Linked DNA regions of Homo sapiens: region 1 is linked to region 2. Evidence: chromatin contacts called from ENCODE Hi-C or POLR2A ChIA-PET data. All regions are on one chromosome and are shown on one strand. Each heading gives the region's core, a stretch centred on a gene start or an enhancer-like site at or near the end of the contact. The rest is flanking DNA. Distances are from core to core; before and after follow the strand shown. Region 1 has its middle 16 kb from the start of AQP3. Region 2 overlaps LOC124902142 (a long non-coding RNA gene).

Evidence for each region. A loop is a pair of places that touch in the nucleus more often than their neighbours do. ChIA-PET counts read pairs that join two places held with the same protein, here RNA polymerase II (POLR2A). Pooled maps may share reads with other maps.
Region 1: a map of HAP-1 shows a loop between it and region 2 (3-fold over the local background). The contact joins two enhancer-like sites. A Hi-C loop is called at or near these places in 11 of 168 maps with a recorded cell type or tissue (CD4-positive, alpha-beta memory T cell, CD8-positive, alpha-beta T cell, Caco-2 and 8 more), 3 of 37 single-sample maps with no recorded cell type and 17 of 50 pooled maps. POLR2A ChIA-PET finds 5 or more read pairs at or near these places in 8 of 52 experiments (Caco-2, H1, HEK293 and 3 more).

Annotation. Positions count from the first base shown.
Region 1 is chr9:33,429,869-33,432,936 of GRCh38, reverse strand. No RefSeq gene overlaps it. Among named protein-coding and RNA genes, the nearest start is that of AQP3, 16 kb to the left of the region's middle. Within about 2 kb of position 1,786, at least 3 of the 41 ENCODE cell types and tissues checked have a DNase peak (open chromatin) inside an H3K27ac peak, as active enhancers do.
Region 2 is chr9:33,378,322-33,381,111 of GRCh38, reverse strand. All of the region lies in intron 1 of LOC124902142 (a long non-coding RNA gene), which reads right to left. Among named protein-coding and RNA genes, the nearest start is that of AQP7, 23 kb to the left of the region's middle. RefSeq lists an enhancer at 1-508. Within about 2 kb of position 1,336, at least 2 of the 41 ENCODE cell types and tissues checked have a DNase peak (open chromatin) inside an H3K27ac peak, as active enhancers do.

The DNA.
Region 1 (3,068 bases), core at 537-3,036, 51 kb before region 2:
TTCATCAAACATTTATTGGCCAGGCGTGGTGGCTCATGCTTGTAATCCCAGCACTTTGGGAGGCCGAGGTGGGTGGATCACCTGAGGCCAGGAGTTCAAGACCAGCCTGCCCAACATGGTGAGACCCTGTCTCTACTAAAAATGCAAAAATTTGCCGGGTGTGGTGGCACGCACCTGTAGTCCCAGCTACTTGGGAGGCTGAGGCAAGAGAACCTCTTAAACCTGGGAGGAGGAGGTTGCAGTGCGCTGAGATCATGCCACTGTACTCCAGCCTGAGTGACAGAGTGAGACTCCGTCTCAAACAAAACAAAACAAAACAAAAAACATTTAAGCATCTTTTTTTAGTTTTTTAAATTTATTTTTATTTTTTATAGGCAGGGTTCCATCTGTTCTGCAGGCTGGAGTGCAGTGGTGTGATCCCAGCTCACTGCAACCTCAACCTCCTGGGGTCAAGTGATCCTCCCACCTCAGCCCCCAGAGTAGCTGGGACTATAGGTGTGTACCACCACACTGAGCTAATTTATTATTTTTTTCTACTTTTTGTAGATATGGTGTCCCCCTATGTTACTCACACGGGTCTCTAACTCTTGAAGTGAGCCTTCTGCCTTGGCCTCCCAAAATGCTGGGATTATAGTCATGAACCACCTCGCCTGACCACGCACTTTTTTTTTTTTTTGAGATGGAGTTTCGCTCTTGTTGCCCATGCTGGAGTGTAATAGTGTGATCTCGGTTCACTGCAACCTCCGCCTCCCGGGTTCAAGTGATTCTCCTGCCTCAGCCTCCTGAGTAGCTGGGATTATAGGTGTGTGCCACCACGCCCAGCTAATTTTTGTATTATTAGTAGAGATGGGGTTTCACCATATTGACCAGGCTGGTCTCGAAATCCTGACTTCAGGTGATCCTCCAACCTTGGCCTCCCAAAGTGCTGGGATTACAGGTGTGAGCTTCCAGGCCCGACCTCCCAAGCACCTATTTTTCAATGCCAGGTTGGCCATGGTAAGCACCAGAAATACTATGATGACTAATATCTTATATAATATTGTGATAAGATATACCACAATATTAGGTAAAAAGCATCTGGATGCCAGTAAGAGGAAATTTGACTCAATGTGGCTTGGGCAACGGTGGTAAATGGCTCACATAACTGAACAATTTAGAGGAAAACTTCACTTGAGGCTTGATCCAGCATACATGTCCTTTCTGTCTCTTCTGTCTTCCTTCCATGCTGTCAGCCTCATCCTAAGGCTAGATTCTCTGTGGTTTCAAGAGAGCTGGCAGTGGCTCTCGGGCCACATGCTTCCTTGTTAATGTTCAGCAGGGAAGATGGAACATCTTTGTCACTAGCTGTTCCAGTAAACACCCTAAGGTACACTCTGATTATATCAGCTTGGTCATGGGCCCATCCCTCATGTTTCCCACCTCTGGTCCCAAGAGAGATGTCAACTTCCTCTGAAAAAAATGGATTCCCAAATAGAAACTGAGGACTGTTCCTGCCTTCATGGAATCTAAAGGCTAATTAGTGGAGGATACTGCAAATACAAGCAACCAGAGGCAATTTGGACAGCATTAAATCAAGCGCGGAGCCCTTTTAAGGCCCACATCACCTTCCCATGCCCCTCCACCTTTATACTGAGTCCTGAAGGATGAGAAGGAATTAGCCTGTGGGCTGATCCAGGGAGAGGTAACAGCTTGTCTAAAAGCCTGAAGGCAGGAGATGAGGGTGACCTGCAAGAGCTGGACAGAGTTCAGTGTTGCTGGAGCTGAGAATGCCAGATGAGACTAGAAGGGTGTGTGGGGCCAAGTTAGGCAGGATCCAGGCCAGGGAGGTTCTGGGGAACCACAGCCTCCTACCGTTCTTGCTTAGTCATCCCTATAAGCTCATCCATCACCAACCTAGGGTGTCAGGAAGGAGTCAACTTGGGACCAGTTGCCACCTTGGATAGAGACCAATGCACACAGTGCAGGGAGGGGCCTGGGTGTCAGGACCTCCAAGTTATTCTGAGACCCAGAGTAATTCCCACTACCACTCTTTACCTCAGTTTCTCCCTCAGTACCACAGGGATGTGGCATGAGATGATTTGAGTCTCAATTTCCTTTCCCAGGCCTAGCATTCTTGGATTATTTTCTAGGGTCCTAACAGCCTTAAATTCAGATGAGAGAGGGCAGGGGGACATTGCATCAGAGGGCAGGGTGTGAGAAAAGGGACAGAGACACAGCTGAAGCAGAGAGATCCTGAAAGCCACACATGAAGCCAGAAGGCAGCAGCAATGGGAGGGGACTTGGCTGTGAGGACCTGGAATGCCAAGTTTAAGAATTAGAGGATGCAAATGAGAGGGGTGGGAAAATGTGTCCAAAATGGTACTTAAGAAAGGTGGATTTAAACAGCAGAAATACACAAAAAACAAACAAACAAAAAACAAAAAAACAAACAGAGGCTGGGTGCTGTAGCTCATGCATCTGTAATCCCAGCACTTTGGGAGGCCGAGGCGGGTGGATCATCTGAGAATAGGAGTTCAAGACCAGCCTGGTCAACAAGGCGAAACTCTGTTCTACGAAAAATACAAAAATTAGCCGAGTGTGGTGGCGGGCACCTGTAGTCCCAGCTACTCGGGAGGCTGAGGCAGGAGAATCGCTTGAACCTTGGAGGCAGAGGTTGCAGTGAGCCAAGATTGCGCTACTGCACTCCAGCCTGGGCAATACAGCGAGACTCTGTCTCAAAAACAACGAACAAACAAACAAACAAACAAACAAAGGTGGGTCAAGATAGTTGCCGGGGGCAGGATTGGGGGAGGTGGGAAGGCTGCTGAGAGATAGTAAGAATTCTGTCCTGAGTGGATCCTGTCAAAGGGGGAAAGGCTGAGGTCCTGACATTTTTGTCACCATCTTGGCCTGGACCCCTGGGTCCCTGAAACATACCGTGGTAACTCAGATGTGTATCTTGCTCTTTTTCTCTGAATTCCACTTGAAAAAGAAGAAAAGGAATCTCTGGCTGGGTGTGATGGCTCATGTCTGTAATCCCAATACTTTGGGAGGCCAAGGTGGGTGAATCACTTGAGCCCAGGAGTTTG
Region 2 (2,790 bases), core at 87-2,586:
CGTAAGGAAGATAAAAGTCCTTGTCCTCATGGAGCTAGCGTTCTATGTAAAATATATGGCATGTTATAGATGCTATGGAGAAAAAGCAGGCACAGTGTCTAGAAAGTGTGGGGAGGTGTGAAGAGAAGATGGCCTCACTGAGAAGGTGACTTTGAGTAAAGACCTGAAGGAGTGAGGGAGTGAGCCATGTGGACACTTGGGGAAAGAACATGCCAGGCTGAAGGAACAGCCAGTTCCCTGAGGGGGAGCTGGAGGGGCCATGGTGCTGGAATGGAAAGAGGAAAGGGGAGATGTCAGAGAAGTAAAGGGGATGGTGGGTGGACTGAGGCCAGGCCTTGGGGAGAGATGAAAACAAGGGTTGGGGCAGAGGTGAGGGAAGTCTCTGGAGGAGAAAGGCAGGTCCTTCTTCAGGAAGGAAGGAAGGAAAGAAGGAGAGAGGGAGGAAGGAAGGGAGGGAGGGAGGCATTAGGATAAGGTGGGGTGGGCATCATAGCACCTTGTGGGTCCCTGCTCTTGGTTTTGCTGTCACGCACACACGTGCATGCACGCACACACATGCACGCACATGCATGCATATGCATGGTTCCTCCTGTAGATGGATCTGTGCAGCTGTGGGACCCAGGCTGGGACATGAGCCATGGGAGCACTGGACCCTCTCCCATTCTCCCAGTCCCAGCATGGACTGGTTGTGTGACCTGGATAGGACCCCTCCACTCTCTGGGCCTCAGTTTCCCCATACAGAAGGCTTGGATCTTTTGGTATCTGGGGAGCCCCCCAGCTCTTCTTACAGCACTTTGAAGCCTCACGTCATGGCCCCACTCCCAGGCCAGGCCCATCCAGGGCTCTGCAGATGAATGTATGGTCCTCAGCCTGGTAGTCCCAGCTTTGAGAGGAGCCCCTTACCCTTGCCTGGCCTGCTCTCCCATTCAGCTCCAGGGATTCCAAGGGATACTGGCAGCACCCTGGTCTGGCTAGTCTTAGGTTTCCTCCCTCAGATGGGGTCCTGCCGCCTAGGAAGAGGTGGGAGCAGCCACCTCAGGCCTGGCCTGGTGCTGGCACCCTCAGTGTGAAGAGGCCGGAGTCACTCCGAACAGCACAGCTGCTCCACACCCACCTCTGTGCTGATCTTACAGTAGGAACAGTGAAACTCAGGGTGACCCCGGCCCTCCTGTACATGGCAGGGGCTCATACTCTGGCACTTAGCACAGACAACGAAGCCAGCCCGCCCGGATCCAAATACCGGCCCTGCCACTCACTAGCCGTATGACCTTAGGTAAGATAATAGCTCCCACTTCACAGCGCCACTGGGAGGATGACACGGGCGATGCCTGGCACATGGGAGTGTGTGTGCTGCTGTCACTAAGCACCCTCTAAAGGGAGCTGCATGTCGTCATGCACATCTGACACACAGGGAAACTGAGGCTGGGGAGATTGGCTCAGTAAGGGGCAGAGAGCAGGAATTACAGCCCTTGTCAATGTGCCCGTGAAGCCTGTGCTTTCACCCAGAAACCAAGGAGGTGACCTTGGCTAGTTTTTGTTTGGTTTTTATTTTATTTTTTTATTTTTTGAGACGGAGTCTTGCTCTGTTGCCCAGACTGGAGTGCAGTGGCGCGATCTCGGCTCACTGAAACCTCTGCCTTCCGGGTTCAAGTGAATCTTCTGCCTCAGCCTCCTGAGTAGCTAGGACTACAGGCATGCGTTACCACGCCCGGTTAATTTTTGTATTTTTAGTAGAGACGGGGTTTCGCCATGTTGGCCAGGCTGATCTTCAACTCCTGATCTCAGGTGATCCACCTGCCTCCGCCTCCCAAAGTGCTGGGATTACAGGCCTGAGCTACCACACCCAGCCTTGTTTGGTTTTTAAACTGTGTATTAAGTATATTTTGTAAACATGAGTATATATAACATATAGGTATAGTTAAAATAACAAACACACAAAACAAAACTACAGATAAAAAAAAAAGGCCGGGCGCGGTGGCTCACGCCTGTAATCCCAGCACTTTGGGAGGCCGAGGCGGGCGGATCACGAGGTCAGGAGATCGAGACCATCCTGGCTAACACGGTGAAACCCCATCTCTACTAAAAATACAAAAAATTAGCCGGGCGAGGTGGCGGGCGCCTGTAGTCCCAGCTACTCGGGAGGCTGAGGCAGGAGAATGGCGTGAACCCCAGGGGGCGGAGCCTGCAGTGAGCCGAGATTGCGCCACTGCACTCCAGCCTGGGCGACAGCGAGACTCCGTCTCAAAAAAAAAAAAAAAAAAAACACTCAAGTGTGCACCCTGAACTTTGGGCAAGTGATTTAACTTCTGTGGGCCTCAGTTTTCATACCTCAAAAATGGGATAATGGGGCTGAGAGGAACTGAGATGCTTCAAGTTTAATTCTTGACACTGGCATTCCCTTGTGACAGAGCAAGGCTGGGTGGAGTTTACCAGAGCTCATGGTCTCTCCTTGTCTCTGCGGTCAGGAGCCAAGGTGGGGGTTCTGGAGAGGATGCTCTGGGCCTAGTGGGAGGGCCTGGTGAGTCGAGGGTGGAGGCTCCGAGGCTGGGTCAGGGGCTGAGGGAGAAGACATACAAAGCTCACACAGATGAGGCCCCAAATTTTGGGTTGATCCTTTGAGTCCTCCAGGGACCCAACCAAACCCTCACTGGCCAATGAGGAGAAGTCCTTAGATGGGGGTTGCAACAGGCCCCTGGAAGAGCCCCGTCAGGGCTAGCAAAACTGTGTTCTTGCCCTCCCCAACCCTCGCCATTCCCCAAGCCCTGCCTTGGCCTCTGGTCCTGTGCCAGG